Regions from separate parts of the Homo sapiens genome. Here regions 1, 2 and 3 are each linked to region 4. The links are chromatin loops, found by intact Hi-C in ENCODE. Cell type or tissue: heart left ventricle. All regions are shown on one strand.

What was found. Peaks named below come from ENCODE experiments on the same cell type or tissue, not always from the same donor. Only the 100,000 strongest peaks of a DNase experiment are listed, where the experiment ranks them.
Region 1: a loop joins it to region 4, with 2.3 times the contacts of the local background. A loop is called at or near these places in 72 of 110 quality-filtered maps.
Region 2: it touches region 4 in a loop (2.4-fold over the local background); 28 of 110 quality-filtered maps call a loop at or near these places.
Region 3: it touches region 4 in a loop (2.6-fold over the local background); 53 of 110 quality-filtered maps call a loop at or near these places.

What each region holds. Positions count from the first base shown.
Region 1 is chr19:18,560,163-18,564,162 of GRCh38, reverse strand. KXD1 (KxDL motif containing 1) reads right to left here. Exons shown (of 5, transcript NM_024069.4): 2 at 2,006-2,127. The coding sequence starts at 2,106. It also overlaps a transcript of UBA52 not described here. Among named protein-coding and RNA genes, the nearest start is that of KXD1, 4.3 kb to the right of the region's middle. RefSeq lists an enhancer at 1,475-2,060. In heart left ventricle, no CTCF peak of the experiment used is centred here; a DNase peak (open chromatin) is centred at 1,880; H3K27ac peaks cover 1,426 bases.
Region 2 is chr19:18,681,696-18,685,695 of GRCh38, reverse strand. CRTC1 (CREB regulated transcription coactivator 1) reads right to left here and starts at 2,016. Exons shown (of 14, transcript NM_015321.3): 1 at 1,868-2,016. The coding sequence starts at 1,993. RefSeq lists a silencer at 2,027-2,116 and an enhancer at 2,327-2,626. In heart left ventricle, no CTCF peak of the experiment used is centred here; a DNase peak (open chromatin) is centred at 2,125; H3K4me3 peaks cover 1,750 bases; H3K27ac peaks cover 771 bases.
Region 3 is chr19:18,586,872-18,590,871 of GRCh38, reverse strand. It overlaps REX1BD (required for excision 1-B domain containing), which reads right to left and starts at 2,074. Exons shown (of 5, transcript NM_001100418.2): 1 at 1,972-2,074; 2 at 1,795-1,877; 3 at 1,189-1,459; 4 at 1-18. The coding sequence starts at 2,070. RefSeq lists a silencer at 1,727-2,246. In heart left ventricle, CTCF peaks have their summits at 1,278, 1,931 and 2,139 (motif pointing left); DNase peaks (open chromatin) are centred at 793, 1,301, 1,751 and 2,121; H3K4me3 peaks cover 2,397 bases; H3K27ac peaks cover 1,803 bases.
Region 4 is chr19:18,467,942-18,471,941 of GRCh38, reverse strand. The region is part of intron 2 of ELL (elongation factor for RNA polymerase II); the gene reads left to right. Among named protein-coding and RNA genes, the nearest start is that of ISYNA1, 32 kb to the right of the region's middle. RefSeq lists silencers at 2,221-2,270, 2,311-2,420 and an enhancer at 2,584-3,221. In heart left ventricle, CTCF peaks have their summits at 1,512 (motif pointing left) and 2,197 (motif pointing left); a DNase peak (open chromatin) is centred at 2,161.

The DNA of each region.
Region 1 (4,000 bases), 92 kb before region 4:
CTGCAATTCCAGCGCTTTGGGAGGTCAAGGCAGGCAGATCATGAGGTCAGGAGTTCGAGACCAGCCTTGCCAACATGGGAAAACCGCGTCTCTACCAAAAATACAAAAATTGGCTGGGCATGGTGGCGGGCGCCTGTAATCCCAGCTACTCGGGAGGCTGAGGCAGGAGAATCATTTGAACCCGGGAGGCGGACATAGCAGTGACCTGAGATTGCGCCACTGCACTCCAGCCTGGGTGACAGTGCGAAACTATGTCTCAAAAAAAAGGAGACCAGCACTTTAGGAGGTTGAGGCAGGGTGGATCACTTGAGGTCTGGCCAACATGGTGAAACCACATCTCTTCTAAAAATAAAAAAATCAGGGCCGGGCACGGTGGCTCACACCTGTAATCCCAGCACTTTGGGAGGCTGAGGCGGGCGGATCACGAAGTCAAGAGATTGAGACCATTCTGGTCAACGTGGTGAAACCCCGTCTCTACTAAAAATACAAAAATTAGCTGGCCGTGGTGGCGCACACCTGTAGTCCCAGCTACTTGGAAGGCTGAGGCAGTAGAATCGCTTGAACCCAGCAGGCAGAGGTTGCAGTGAGCTGAGATTGCGCCACTGTGCTCCAGCCTGGCGAGAGAGCGAGACTCCGTCACAAAAAAAAAATCAGCCAGGCATGGTGGTGCATGCCTATAATCCCAGCGACTCAGGAGGCTGAAGCAGGAGAATCACTTGACCCAGGAGGCAGAGGATGTAGTGAGCAGCAATTATGCTATTGCATTCCAGCCTGGGCGACAGAGTGAGACTCTGTCTCCCAAAAAAAAAAAAAAAAAAGACACAGGAGAGAGACAGGTACTATTGAGACTCGGAGCTGCTCTGGGTCTGGGAGAAAAGGTAAGGAAATCAGGTCTGTACTGTGTCGTGACAGCTGAGAAGAGCCTCTGGCTCAGAGACACAAAAACAAAGCTGCGGGAGGCTGTGCTTCCACTCCAAGACTGTATTAGCCCAGTGGTGTCCAGTCTTTTCATTTCCCTGGGCCACATTGGAAGAAGAATTGTCTTGGGCCACACATAAAATACACTAACACTAACGACAGCTGATGAGTTAAGAAAGAAAAAGAAAAAAATCACAAAAAAAATCTCGTAATGTTTTAAGAAAGTTTACGAATTTGTGTTGGCCCACATTCAAAGGGTTGGACAGGCCGAGGGTTGGACAAGCTTGGTATTAGCCTTTCTTCCCCACAGGGCAGGCCTGAATTAGGGCAAGGTTTCAGCAGCCACAGCACCAAACCCCAGTGAGGACAAGAGGCCTTTATGTCCGCTCCAAGAGACCCTGGGCACTGTGCAGACACAGCCTGGGCTCTGGGAGACTAGTCCTTCACCAGGAAGTAGGCGCACCAGCATAAAACCTGCATAAAGGCCAGGCACAGTGGCTCAGGCCTATAATCCCAGGACTTCGGGAGGCCGAGGCGGGTGGATCACTTGAGGTCAGGAGTTCGAGACCAGCCTGACCAACATGATGAAAGCCCGTCTCTACTAAAAATACAAAAATTAGCTGGGCATGGTGGCACATGCTTGTAATCCCAGCTACTCAGAGGGCTGAGGCAGGAGAAATCGCTTGAACTCGGGAGGCGGAGGTTGCAGTGAGGCAAGGTCACACCATTGCACTCTAGCCTGGGCAACAAGAGCAAAACTCTGTCTCAAAAACAAGAAACAAATAAACAAAAAAACCTGCATGTGGCCCCCTCTGGTCCTTCAACTCTCCCACCCCAGGTCTCGGGACAGGAGCCCCTGCGGCCCCCGCCAAGCCATCCGCAGCTGCAAAATCTCCCCAAAGCCCTGCTTCCTGTGCCAAGGCCTCGCCTCCAGGCCGGGAAGGAATTTACTTTGGAGCCAGCGACAGATTTGCTCATTTCCTTCATTTTATCACCAGTGTGGGCCCCGGGTAGGGGCGGGCAAGACAAGAATGTTGGCCAGCCTGTGGATTCCTTCCCACGCTCAGGTCCCCCAGCCGCCACTCACATGTTCTTCTGGGCCAGGATGATGGCGTTGACATCATCTGTGTTCACCATGCTCAGGATGCGGCCGCAGAAGACCCTCGAGGCCGAGTCCGGGAGGTCCATCTCTTTCTCCTCCTCCGCTGCCTGAAACAGGCAAGAACAGAGTGGTCTGCACTAGTCACCAGGTGAGGTGGGACCAAGAGGCCAGGCCGGGACCGCCATGTGCTGGAACCTAACCCAACCGTGGTGGTATCCTACAGTGGGGATGTGTGACTGTGGCTCAGTCATGCCACCTGAACCTCAGGTGTGCCACCCCAGGAATTTGGAGGTATTGGGCAAACTAAGAGAGGTTGTATTTGTAAACTGTACCCAAGCACATTAGAATCCCATCACCTCCCACTTCCATGAGCCCAAGGCCACAGGTACCTCTCACCTGCACAGATCTGCCAGCTTCCTCCCTCATCCCCTGCCTAACAACTGCTGTCCTCACAAGCTGAACGTGTGTGGCTGCTTCAGCAAATCATCACCACCTCCAATGTCTCCTCTCCCAAGAGGTCAATGACTCCTGTTCCCGTCACTCTTACCGCTTCTCTTACTACTTGACCTCGTTTTTTTATTTCTTTTTGATACAGAGTTTCACTCCTGTCACCCAGGCTGGAGTGCAATGGCGCGATCTTGGCTTAGCGCAACCTCCGCCTCCCAGGTTCAAGCGATTCTCCTGCCTCACCCTCCCAAGTAGCTGGGATTACAGGTGCCCGCCACCACGCCTGGCTAATTTTTGTATTTTTTAGTAGAGACGGGGTTTCACCATTTTGGCCAGGCTGGTCTCGAACTACTGACCTCAGGTGATCCACTCGCCTCAGCCTCCCAAAGTGCTGGGATTACAGGCATGAGCCACCGCGCCCAGGCTACTTTACCTTGTTTTTGTTTGTTTGTTTGTTAAGAGACAGGGTCTCGCTATGTTGCCTAGGCTGCTCTTAAATTCCTAGGCTGACACGACCCTTTTGCCTTGGCCTCCCAAAGTGCTAGGATTACAGGCCTGAGCCACTGCGCCCAGCCACCCTTTACCTTGATTTAACTGCTTCACTGGTTCACCTCTTCATGAAATTATCCTAGTTATCAGCTAACCCGTTTGCCTGTCACCGCCACAACGTCAGCTCCAAAAGAGCAGAGGTGGCCAGGTGCTGTGGCTCACGCCTGTAATCCTAGCACTCTGGGAGGGCGAGGCAGGTGGATCACGAGGTCAGGAGTTCGAGACCAGCCTGGCCAACATAGTGAAACCCCATCTCTACTAAAAATACAAAAATTAGCCAGGCATGGTGGTGGGCACCTTTAGTCCCAGCTACTCGGGAGCTTGAGGCAGGAGAATCACTTGAACCCAGGAGGCGGAGGTTGTGGTGAGCCAAGACTGTGCCACTGCACTCCAGCCTGGGCAACAGAGAGACTCCGTCTCAAAAAAAAAAAAGAAGGAGTAGAGGTGTGTCTGTCACCAGAACCCGACCCGGAGTCTGGCTCATAGCAAGGGGCTGCCAGAATGTTGTTGTGGGGAAGGGCAACAGAACTTTTCAAACTCAGCTCTGACGTGACACTTTTATTAGCAAATTAAAGCCAAGAATTGCAGGTACTCACAGCCAACCTGTGGGCCCCAGCAATCCAGATGGTTCTGAGGTTCCCAGTTTTGCTGGCACACAGATGACCGTAATGGCAGGCAGGGACTTCCCGGAGCAGCCAGGGTAGGAGGGGCTACAGCACTGACCCTCCTAGGGAGTTCAGGAAAAATCTAGGATCTTGATATAGTTTGGCTCTGAGGCCCACACATTTAATAGCCAAGAAACAGAGACGAACTTCTACTGGATCAGAAAGGGTTTCAGAGGCCGGGTGTGGTGGCTCACGTCTGTAATCCTAGCACTTTGGGAGGCCGAGGTGGGCAGACTGCTTGAGGTCAGGAGTTCAAAACCAGCCTGGCCAACATAGTGAAACTCAGTCTCTACTAAAAATACAAAAAAAATTAGCCGGG
Region 2 (4,000 bases), 210 kb before region 4:
TGCTCAAGTTGCACACTTTCTTCTTATTTTCTTTTTTTGAAATGGAGTTTCACTCTTGTCACCCAGGCTGGAGTACAGTAACATGATCTCGGCTCACTGCAACCTCCACCTCCCAGGTTCAAGTGATTCTCCCACCTCAACCTCCCCAGTAGCTGGGATTACAGGTAGCTACCACCACGTCCGGCTAATTTTTATATTTTTAGTACAGACAGGGTTTCACCACGTTGGCCAGGCTGGTCTCGAACTCCTAACCTCAGGTGATCCACTGCCTCAGCCTTCCAAAGTGCTGGGATTACAGGCATGAGCCACCACACCTGGCCATTTTCTTATTTTTTTTTCATTCATTCATTCACCAGCCATCTCTTTCTCTACATCCTGAGCAAGAATGTAGCTGCTTGGAGCTGGGAGGACAGATGTGGCACACTCACCGAGCATGCCTAAAGCAGTACCTGGGTGACAGTGAGCTCCCAATCATTACCAACACAGAAATGAAGACACAAATCCTAGTCTATAAGGTCACAATCTCTCAGAGAAACAAACAACTAGTTACAAAGTAACACAGACTGAAAGTGCTACCTAAGGAATCAGAGACTGAGGTTAAGTCTACCTGAGCCAGTCACATCAGTGGCTGAATCTGGAAACCAGGGATACGAGCATCTGCAAAGCCCACCCAAACCCTCCCCAAGGCCCCAGGATGCAGGAGAGAGGTCTCACCACACTGCAAGAACAAAGTGGAGATTCAGCATCACCTTTGCAGAGTGTGCTCACCACCCTGCCCCAAGAGGAAGGTCTTGCTAGAATGCCTGACAAGAAACTGAGGCCTGAGGAACTCGGGTGCCTTGCCGTGCTCAGACACCAGCCCCAAGCCCCTGCTCCTGGCCCACAGCAACTTCCCAGGTGAGATTTGCAGGGTATCTGCTCTGCCAGACAGGAGCCTGGCAGAACCTGGCCTGCCCCTGCACACCAAATGCGCCCAGCCACCTGAGGCAGACCTGGCCCTCCACCCTGGTCCTGAGAGGGCAGGGGCTGTGGTCAGCATCCCCTGTTCCACTGGGAGGAACATCACCTGGCCCCCACCATATGGGCTACATGGAGAAGGGGCAGCTGTCTCCACTCCAAGTTCCAGGACTGAGCACAATCTGCCTTCTTGGCCCCCCTCTGGACCCCCTGGGGGACAGGATCTGACCATTCCCTCAGCTGTCCAAGAGGGAGAGATCCCTGTCCCACCTCAGCTCTGCAAGTGGGGACATCCGTTCCTCCCCCAACACCCAGGGAGTAAAGGCACAGGTAACCATGACGTAGAGACACCGGTCCCCCTCAGGTAGCAAGAATGGGAGGGCATCTGTCCCTCCCAGGTAGCAAGGATGCGGGGGCACTTGCACCCTCACCCCCAGCTACCAATGGTGCTTGCAAGCAGCACCCAGCTCATACACCTGTGTCATCCTGCCCCCCCAGGTAGCAATGATGCGGGGGCACCTGTCCCTTCCAGGTAGTAATAATGTGGGGCACCTGTCCCCCTCGGGTAACAATGATGTAGGGACACCTGTCCCCTGTCAGGTAACGACGAGGTACTAGCACCTGTTCCCTCCTAGTAGTAATGATATAGAGGCCCCTGTCTCCTCCGGGGAGCAGTGATGCAGGGCACCTGTACCCCATCAGGTATGGATTTTGTGGGGTCACCTGTCCCGCCCACGACGCCCGGGGCGTGGGGACACCTGTCCCCCTCGGGCCGTGCCAAGCCCCGCCCCCGCCGCGCGCGCCCCGCCCCCGCCGCGCCCCCCCCCACCCCGCCCCGTGCACGCGCCGGACACGCGCCCCCTCCCTCCCTCCGCCGGCCCTGAAGGGTCGGCGCGGGCAGCCCCCTTACCCGCGCGGCCCGCGTCAGGCTCAGGTCCTTCATGACCTCCTCGAAGGCCGCCGTCTCCTCCGCCTGCTTCTGATTGTGCAGCGCGATCTTCTCGCTGAATTTCCGCGGATTGTTCGAAGTCGCCATCTTCTCGCCGCCACCTCCTCCTCCTCCTCCTCCTCCTCCACCTCCTCGCCCCCCCACTCGCCCGTGCCACCGCGCAAGCGCCGGCTGGGCCCACGGGCGGCGAGCAGTGCGCAGGCGCGCCGGCGGTCGTGAGCGCGGCGCAGGCGCACAGGAGCGGCGCGCGGCGCGGGGGCGAAGGCGCATGCGCGCGCCCAGGCGCGCGCTCGGGGCCCGCGGGAAGGGCGGTGGAGCGCGAGTGGAAATTTCAACGCCGACGCAGTGATCCGCCTCCTGGCCCGCTGGACAGCGGCCTCTGGGCTGTTGGACAAGGACCGCGGATCGGCTGGGGCACTGGAGCCCCCAAGAGGGAGACGGCCTGACCCAGATCCTCCCAATTCACAAGGGTGGGGCCAGGCACCCCCCCCCGCAAGGATTGGTGGCACCCCAAGTTGAACCTGGGTTTGGACTAAGAGCTCTGAAAACAGACTAGGGCGTTGGTCACTCATGCATTCATTCATTCAAGGAATATTTACTGAGCACCTACTATGTGCCAGGCAAACTGGAGTACAGGCGTGAACAAGCAGAGGTGATCCCTGCCCTTATGGAGTGTACAGTCAGAGAGGGGGCAGACATAGCACACAAATAACCAAGAACTTTTCAGATGGAGGTAAATGTGATGCGGTAAATAAGACCAGTGGCCAGCCACAGAACATTAGGGAGGGAGGCTCCTGCAGCCACCACAGACAGGGAGGCGGAAAGTTATCTTAGCTAAGACCTGAACCCTGCAATCGGCTCTCTCAGTCCATAAACCTAGCTGTTGCCCTTAACGACTTTCTTTTTTTTTTTTTTTTTTCCCTTGAGACCGAGTTTTGCCCTTGTCGCCCAGACTGGAATGCAGTGGTGCGATCTCGGCTCACTGCAACCTCCTCCTCCCAGGTTCAAGCCATTCTCCTGCCTCAGCCTCTCCAGTAGCTAGGATTACAGGCAGGCGCCACCACGCCCAGCTAATTTTTTTATTTTCAGTAGAGACTAAAGACCATGTTGGCCAGGCTGGTCTTGAACTCCTGACAGCAGGTGATCCACCCGCCTCGCCCTCCCTAAGTGCTGGGATTACAGGCGTGAGCCACCATGTCCAGCCGACGACTACTTTTTCCCATTCCCTTGCAATGGGCATATTGCTATTCTCTGGATACCTGAGCCCAAAGAACTGGAGTTACAGAGCTTCAGCCTTCCCTCTGCATACTTCTCCAGTCCAGTCTTGTTCAAGGATCTCTATTTTGCAACAAGGTGCTAACAGAAGGGTCCAGAAATCCCATCAAGACTCAGCAGTGAAGGAAGGAGCAGAGACTCCCCCGATGGCAGAGTGGTAAGCCAGGGAAGCAGGAGGGACTCTAACCCTCCCTCCCTCAAGAGAGGGACCCCCAACCACCAATATTGAAAGTTTATATTCAGGAGGCTGCAGGGATTTCAGAGTATGGGCTGGGTGGAAGCTAGGAAGGTCAGCTGGGGGAATTGATGATGGCTCTAATGGCACAACAAGCACACATTTTATTGGACTGAGGATGGCTGGAGGGGATGCTGACATCTTCCAAACATGCTTTGATTCATGCTTTACAACAGGTAATAAAATGCTCATGTTAAATATATATATATATATATCGATTTTCATTTAGAATGCCTTGGATATTGCCACTGCCCTACTTTATCTTTGTTTTGAGACAGAGTCTCACTCTGTCGCCCAGGCTAGAGTGCAGTGGCGCAACCTTGGCTCACTGCAATCTCTGCCTCTCAGGTTCAAGCGATTCTCCTACCTCAGCCTCCCAAGTAGCTGGGATTACAGGCATGCACCATGATGCTCAGCTAATTTTTATGGGATTTTTTTTTTTTTTTTTTTTTTGAGACGGAGTCTCTGTTTCCCAGGCTGGAGTGCAGTGGCACAGACTCAGCTCACTGCAACCTCTGCCTCTGGGGTTTAAGTGATTCTCCTGCCTCAGCCTCCCAAGTAGCTGGAATTACAGGAACCCACCA
Region 3 (4,000 bases), 120 kb before region 4:
CAACTGCAGCAGGGCCACCTGGTGGGGGAATGAGCAACACGAAGGATGTCTCCACGAGCAGAACCCACCCCCTGCCCTCCAAGGATGTTCAGGAAAAAACAGAGGCACCCAGAAAGGCAGTGCCCGGGTAGAACCACGAGGGGCAGTGCTTTGTGTAGGAAGAGTCCGAAATTCAGTTTAGAGGCTCTCTCAGAAAGGAGACAGCAGGCAGGCCAGAGGCAGTGCTGAGCGCGATGTGGGCGTGGCCTGGGAACAACAGTGACGTCTTAGCCAGGCATTGGCCGTAGGGGTGGGTTAGGTTGCGCCTCATGGTCCCAGGGACGGGGACCCAGGATAAAAGTAGGCCAAAAAGCCTGGACGCGGTGGCTCACGCCTGAAATCCCAGCACTTCGGGAAGCAGAAGAGGGCGGATCGCTTGAGACCAGGAGTTCGAGACCAGCCTTGCCCATATGGCACAACCCCGTCTCTACTAAAAAAAATACAAAATACAAAAATTATGCCTGTAATCCCAGCTACTCAGGAGGCTGAGGCAGGAGAATCGCTTGAATCTGGGAGGCGGAGGTTGCCGTTAGCCGAGATCGCGCCATTGCACTCTAGCCTGGGTGAGAGAGCAAGAGAGCAAGAGCCTGTCTTAAAAAAAAAAAAAAAAAAAAAAAACACCAGAAAGAAAAAGGCCAAAGAGACGCTGAGACGGGTCGCTCATGGGGGGCGTGGCCTAGGAATTCCAGTCACACACGGTTGCAGGGCCGAGCAGGCGGATCGCAAGAGAGAAATAGGCAAAGAACTAAAGCTGTGATGGAGGAATAATACGGAGGAGGCGTGGCCTGGGACCCCCCTCGCCTGTATCTACGGGAGGTTGAGGGTGGGACCCTAGACGCGGAACAACCAGAGTGGGTGGAGCATTGTTGGGGCGGGATCTGGGCATCTTGGAATAGCATTTAGGCGGAGCTGGGAGAAAGCGGGAGTGCTCTGGGAATAAGGACAAAACTTGGGAAAAAAATTGGGGATGAACAGCAGAGGGCAAGGTCCGAGAATCCCCAAGTGAAGCCTTAATAGAGGATTGGGGTGGGACAGGAAGGGGTGAGGTCTGTGTATGGGATACTGGGACCACCCCCCAACCAGGGGTGCGTCATGAGAGGAGCCGGCCAGGGTCCTAGAGACACGGCGGGGAAGGGGTGGTGGCCTCACCGTGCCCAGCCGCGTCTGCTCCAGCTCCTGCAGGCTGCGCACGTGGCCGGCGAGCAGCGGCTGCCTGCGAGGCCCGCCCAGCTCTGCTTCCACCGCCAGCACCTCCCGCGAGGCGGCGGCGAAGGCCTGGGTCACCCCGTGCACTGTGCTCCGGTAGCGCGCGAAGTCGTAGTCAGGGCCGCTGCGCAGGTACTGGCGGTGGCCTCTGCGGCATGTGGGGACCCTGAGGCCGCGCCCCCAGGCTCTCAGGCCCTGCACCGGCGCCAACCACCTGAAAGGCCCCCAGGAAGTGTCCCCAGACACCAGAGGGGAGGACTGGTAGGTAGGAAGGACGCTTCCTGACTCCCGCAGGGGAACGCGAGACAGGCCCACCCCTGCTCTTGGGGAGGAGAGAGAAGCCACGAAGAGTGAGTCGTCGGGTAGTGGGGACGTGCTGTGGGGCCTTTTTCGTGAAGGTGAGGACCCGGTGCCCCGAAATCCCCGCCCCATCTGACTCTGCAGCCACACAAGGACCCAGCTCCTCCTCCAGGCACGCCCGCCGAGAACACGCCCACGCCCGGAGCGGGCGGGGGACCGAACCCTGAGCCCCTCCGCGCCCCCACTCACTCCTCCAGTCGGCGGAAGCCCTGCGCGCGCTCAGCCTGCAGCTGGTGGATGCGCTGCACCAGCGTCCGGATCGGGGCGTCTTTCTGCGGGACAGGGGGCACGGCTGGGGCATGAAGCCCGCGCCCCTGGGTCTGCGCCGCCCGCCCCGCGCCCGTTCCCGCTTGGGCCTGGGCTCACCCAGGGCCACGCCGGCTCCTCGCGTCCCCGAGCTTCGGTGGCCTCCTCAGCAGCAGGCACTGCAGGGACCGTAGGCTCCGCCGCGGTCTCGGTGATCATGACTGCGCAGCCCTGGCCAGGCTCCGGAGCAGGCCCTTCCGCTGCGCCCGACGCCCCCTACAGGCCGGGAGGTCCACGGACCCCCTACCCTGCGGCCGGCCAGCCAGAAGGAAGAAAGGGGAACCAAGACCGCGGGCCGCCCAGTCAAGCCCACCCTTCTTGTTCCCGTCCAGGGCCCGCCTCCGATCGTGTTTTTCCTTGATTGTGCGGCTCTGAATACAGAACAGCTGTTAGCCTTGAGTTCGTTCCTATGCTTGTATCTCAACACCGACTTCCACTTGAAGCGGGTACTGAGCGTGGGTTTTGACGTTCAAGAGTGTTAAGTAAGCCTGGGCAACCTAGGGAGGCCCGATCTCTACAGAAAAACCAATTAGCCCGACATGGTGGCTCCCGCCTCCAGTCCCAGCTACTCGGGAGGCTGAGGTGGGAGGATTACATGAGCCCGGGAGTTGGGGGCTGCCATGAGCTATGACCATGCCACTGCACTCCAGCCGGAGCCACAGTGAGTCTGCCTCAAAAAAAGTGCAGTGGCTGGAACTCCACCAACATTAACAGAGATTCACTGGCTCTTCAGAGAATCACAGGGGTGAAGACAAGATTCAGTGACAGGGACGGTGTCAACAGCCCACCGAGTTGAATTGGGTGTCTTGTGTAATAGCCCTGAGCCTGGAGCATAGCAGGGGCCAGAACGACCTCAAAGTACAGAGGAGGCCTTGGAGCTTCCTGCTGGAGGGATACATGGGCTAGACAGAGCTTTGGAAAGCTTCCTCCTCCAGGGGCCCAGCCGGAGGAGCAGGAAGATGCTGGTAGCCTGACTTAGTGAAGAGGGACCAGCTCAGGTATGGGGTGACAGACACCAGCCTTTAAGGGGGAAGGGACTAGGCTGTTAGTGAGTTGGGAGTTTTTCTTGCCGATGGGTTCGTGGTCTCGCTAACTTTGAAGAATGAAGCTGTGGACCTTCGCGGTGTGTGTTACAGATCAAAAAGAGTCCACGGACCAGGAGAGTGAGCAGCAGGGCAGTTTATTGAACAAAGCGAAAGGAAAGCTTCCACATGCTGGAAGGGGACCCGGAAGGGTTGCCGTTGCTGGCTCCGGTGGCTAGGGCTCATATCCCTATGTTACCCCTCCCCTTTCTTTTTGTCCATTGAGAGTGGTTCTTTTTTCAATCCTCCTCTGGAGTGTTTTTTTTTTTTGTTTTTTTTTTTTTTTTTTTTTAGTGAGACAGAGTCTCGCTCTGTCGCCCAGGCTGCAGTGCAATGGCACGATCTCGGCTCACTTCAAGCTCTGCCTCCCGGGTTCACGCCATTCTCCTGCCTCAGCCTCCCCAGTAGCTGGGACCACAGGCGCCCGCCACCACACCCGGCCAATTTTTTGTATTTTTAGTAGAGGCAGGGTTTCACCGGGTTAGCCAGGATGGTCTCAATCTCCTGACCTCGTGATCCGCCCGCCTCGGCCTCCCAAAGTGCTGGGATTACAGGCGTGAGCCACCGCGCCCGGCCTGGAGTGGTTAATTCTGAATCCTTCACTCGATTGGTTAAGAACTCAAAACACTGAGTCACAGGGGTCTTCTGTGAAAGTCCCCAAACCTGCCCAGTAAATCCTGCCAACTCCACCCCTCAGTCCCCTCTCTCAACAGGAGAGCCCAACTGCTGTTGGGGTGTGGGAGGATGACCACTCTAATTGCTTCCTGCTGAATAGGGGCATAGAAGGGGTTCTGTAGCTGAGGTTTCCTCGTGAGAGGTGGTTTGGGTGTCAACGTCCGGGTATGGGCCGGCAGGCTGGTTTAGGGGTCCTTGATAATAGGTGCTGGTTGAAGTCATCTGAGGTTCCATCTGCAGTAACATTTCTAGTTTCATTGATTCTATTCAGGAAGAAACGAAAGGATGAAGGAACTGAAAAGACATGGGCCAAAGGTTACTCCTAGAATAAT
Region 4 (4,000 bases):
CTAGTCGCTGGTGCCAAAAAGGTAGGGGACTGCTGCATTAGGGCACACAAGGACCTTGGACATTTGTCTGGATTTTGGTTGGGAGAGAGGTTCATAGAAACTCAGCACCCTCATTTTTTTGAAATATGTTTTCTTCTAAATGACCATCTTATAGAAAAATCAGGGAATGAGAGAAAGGGTGAGTCATCTACCTTCTTTGACCCCCTGTTTTAGGACTCTTCATCTCCCCTAACCTACCCGATATGCCTTAGAATGGTTTGATTTTTCTTCTAGCCTTTATTGCAGGTTCCCCTGCATCTAGGCTGGAGTGCAGTGGTGCAATCTTGGCTCACTGCAACTTCGGCCTCCTGGATTCAAGTAATTCTCCTGCCTAAGCCTCCCAAGTAGCTGAGATTACAGACGCCTGCCACCATGCCTGGCTAATTTTTGTACTTTTAGTAGAGATAGGGTTTCACCATGTTGGCCAGGCTGGTCTCAAACTCCTGACCTCAGGTGATCCACCTGCTGCAGCCTCCCAAAGTGCTGGGATTACAGGTGAGCCACCACGCCCAGCCTTGTTTTGTTTTTTAAGAGATGAGTCTCTCTGTTGCCGAGGCTGGAGTGCAGTGGCACAACCATAGCTTACTTCAGCTTTGAACTCTTGGGCTCAAGGGATCCTCCCACCTCAGCTTCTCAAGTAGTTGGGACTACTGGTGTACACTACCATGCTAGGCAAATTTTATTTTTATTTTTGTAAAGACGGAGTCTCATTATGTTGTCCAGGCTGGTCTTGAACTTCTAGGCTCAAATGATCTTCCCACCTTGGCCTCCCAAAGTGCTAGAATTACAGGTGTGAGCCACTGCACCCAACTTTTTTTTTTTCTTTTAGAGTTACCATGTTGTACCTAAATCAATTTCTGTCCACAGCCTGAGAGCTCTGCACAGCTGGATGTGGGGATATGGACATGATGATCCATGGGCTTCCAGGTGCAGCCCAGGGTTCTGCAGAGACATGGAGCCTCTAGGAGACGTGTGTCTGTGTGTGCTGATAAAAAGATGCATTGCAAGCAGTGGGCTCAGACGACTGTGGGCTGGGGAGTCTGTAACCCTCAGGGCTGGCTGCAGACCTCCAGTAGGAGCTGATGGAGCAGTCCTCAGGCAGAGTTTCTTCCTCCTCCTGCCAAACCCCAGCCAGTTTCCCTCTTAAGGCCTTGGGCTGATTCGATGGGACCACCCAGACCATCGAGGGTCATCTCCTTTACTTGCTTTCAGTATCTGGTTTGTGGATGGTAACCATGTCCACAGAGTACCTCCAGGGCACCCCTAGACGGGATGTCATGGAATAATGAATCTCCAGGGGCTGCAGCCTAGCCAGTTGACACAACCCCACACTTCCATCAGCCCCAGTTGGGTCTTGTGGTCACCCTTTGGCCACCTCCTTTTTACCTTCCCCAGGACATTCTCTCAGGGGTCAGAGGTTGGGGGCAGGGGCGGGCTGGCCTGGGCTTGCTGCCAGAGCAGCCCCACAGTGCCCTCTGGTGTCCTACAGCAGTCACTCTGTGCCTTCTGCTGCTGCCTGACCACCCATGCCCCTCTACCCCAACCTGAGCAGTGGGGGGGCCCCTCATCCCCAACCCCCATCTCAGCGAGCCCGTCAGATGACACACTGCAGCCTGGCCATGGCCGAAGCACACAGTGGTGTCCTTGCGTGCAGCATGCCATGTGCCTTGACCTGGAGCCTAATAACATGTGTAGCAGGGGCCCAAGTCACTGAGAGAGACCTGGGGTGGCTACACAGCTAACCTCCTTCTAGAGACAGGGTTTTGCCATGTTGGCCAGGCTGGTCTCGAACTCCTGACCTCAGGTGATCCACCCACCTCAGCCTCCCAAAGTGCTGGGATTATAGGCGGGAGCCACCGCGCCTGGCCAGCTGCTTCACTTTAGTGGGCTGTTAGCTTTGGGGCTCTTGGTCCTGGGCCATGCTGCCGGCAGCCTGCCACAGAGCCTGCACTGGGCTCATCGTTGTCGGAACGCCCCCTGGATGGTGTTCCTTCATGGATCCAGTCAGCCAGCATCGCCCAAGCTCCTGTCTGGGGTCAGGTGGGGAGTGCAGCAGGCCCCAATTTGGGATGGATTTCAAAGGGAAGAGATGAACGGACTCTGGCAGGGACTTGAGCGGTGGTGGAAGCAACGCCCCCTGGTGGCCATGGTCAGGTCAGCGGGAAGGGCAGAGCGGGCCTTTGGGCCCTGCGGAAGCGCCTAGGATGAGCCCCTGTGGCCTGGGCTCTGTGTCTGTGAGCATGGACTAGTGCTTAGGTTTATGGCAACTCCTCCCCACACCCTATAACCTGGAGCCGGGACTGACCTCAGACATACCCAGACCTGCTGTGCGTGGGCCATCTGAGGGCCCCATGGCAGCCCACTGGTACGTGGGTCACTGGGCCCATGAGCAGTCCCCAAGGAGCAACCAAGACCCCATTCAGAAGGCTGAGCAGGGGCTGCGTTTCAAACCTTGTCCCAGAACCCGGGCAAGCTCTTGGCTAGTGCGAAGAAAGTGGCCGCATTCCTGGGCTGCTCCCATCCCGCTGGCTTCCCCACGGTCCCGGGCTGGTAACCATTAACCAGCAGCAAAACAGCCCGTTAATCAGAGGGCTCCATAGCGCTTCGTGTGCTAGGGGAGGCAGGGCCTGTGAGAACCTCGGTGTCTGGCTCCGGGAAACCTTTCCTAACACTCTCCCCACCTTCTCACCCCTGCATCCTGAAGGACGCCAACCGCCATGCCCTCTGTGTGTCTTCCCCTTTTCGCCAGCAGCACGACACTCTCCCGAGCATCAGCTTTGAGGCCTGTGTCACCCCCCTTCATGCAGCCCCTACTCCCCGCCACAGCTGCACACCTGGCCCTGGGCTCTGCACCTGGCCCCTGCTTCTAGGATGGAGTTTGGGGGGCAGATGTCTACACCTGTGTGGAAAAGATCCAAGCAGGGTGAAGGGCCACTATGAAGCCCCTACCCACAGAGAAGCAAGGTTGCTGGGCAGGCTCAGGCAGGGGGGCCCTGTCAGTGCTGACTGGGTGTACAGCTGCCCCAGGCCACAGGCAGTGGCCTGGTCTCACTGCCAGCTCTCTGCTGAGTGGCATCTCCCCTGAAGCCAGGGTGACAGAATGAGTCCTGCCAACCTGGGTGGAGCTGGGGTTTTCCTGGGACAGGGCTGCACGTGAGGGTGCCCAGCCCTTAGTCACTGTGGGGCAGGAGCCACTGGCAACTTGGGCCTCAGGCCAGGACCACAGGGGGCAGTGGGGGTTAAAGAGATGACAGAGGAGGGCGGGAGAGCCACCCAGGCCAGGCTCAGGTTCCCACAGCCACTCTTTTTGGTTTCCCTGGACGTGTGGTCCCCAGCTTCCCTGGCTGGCTCATTCTGGGTCACCATGTCACCTGTGCACCTGGCCACCACAGAGCCTCTCACAAACTTGAGCTTCCCTCATCCCAGCAGCGTGTTTCCAGTTTCTTGTATGAACGAGAATAAAAGTCACATCTGGGAAGGGAGGTGCAGGCAGGGCAGGGTGGCACCTGTGTGTGTTGGGTGAAAAAACACCTCAGTGGCGTCGAAGCAGGACAGATCTGGATGGCCAGGGTCACCCACATGGCTCTGGCTGAGGCTTCAGGGCGTGTGTGGTTGTTTGTGTGTGGGAGGTTGTGTTTCTGTGTGTATGGATTGTGTTTGTGTGTGTGTGTGTGTATGGATTGTTTGTGTGTGTGGGGGTTGTGTTTGTGTGGGTTGTGGTTGTGTGTGTGGTTATGTGTGAGTTGTGTTTGTGTGGCTGTGTGGGGGTTTATGTCTGGGTTGTGTTTGTGTGGTTGTGTGTAGGGGTTTGTGTGTGGAGGGGTTTGGTGTGGAGGGGTTTGTGTGTGGCTGTGTGTGTGGGGGTTGTGCATGTGTGGGTTGTGTGTGTGGGTTGTGTTTGTGTGTGGGGGAGGTTGTGTGTGGTGCTGTCGGGGTGGTTGTATGTGTGGCGCTATGTGTT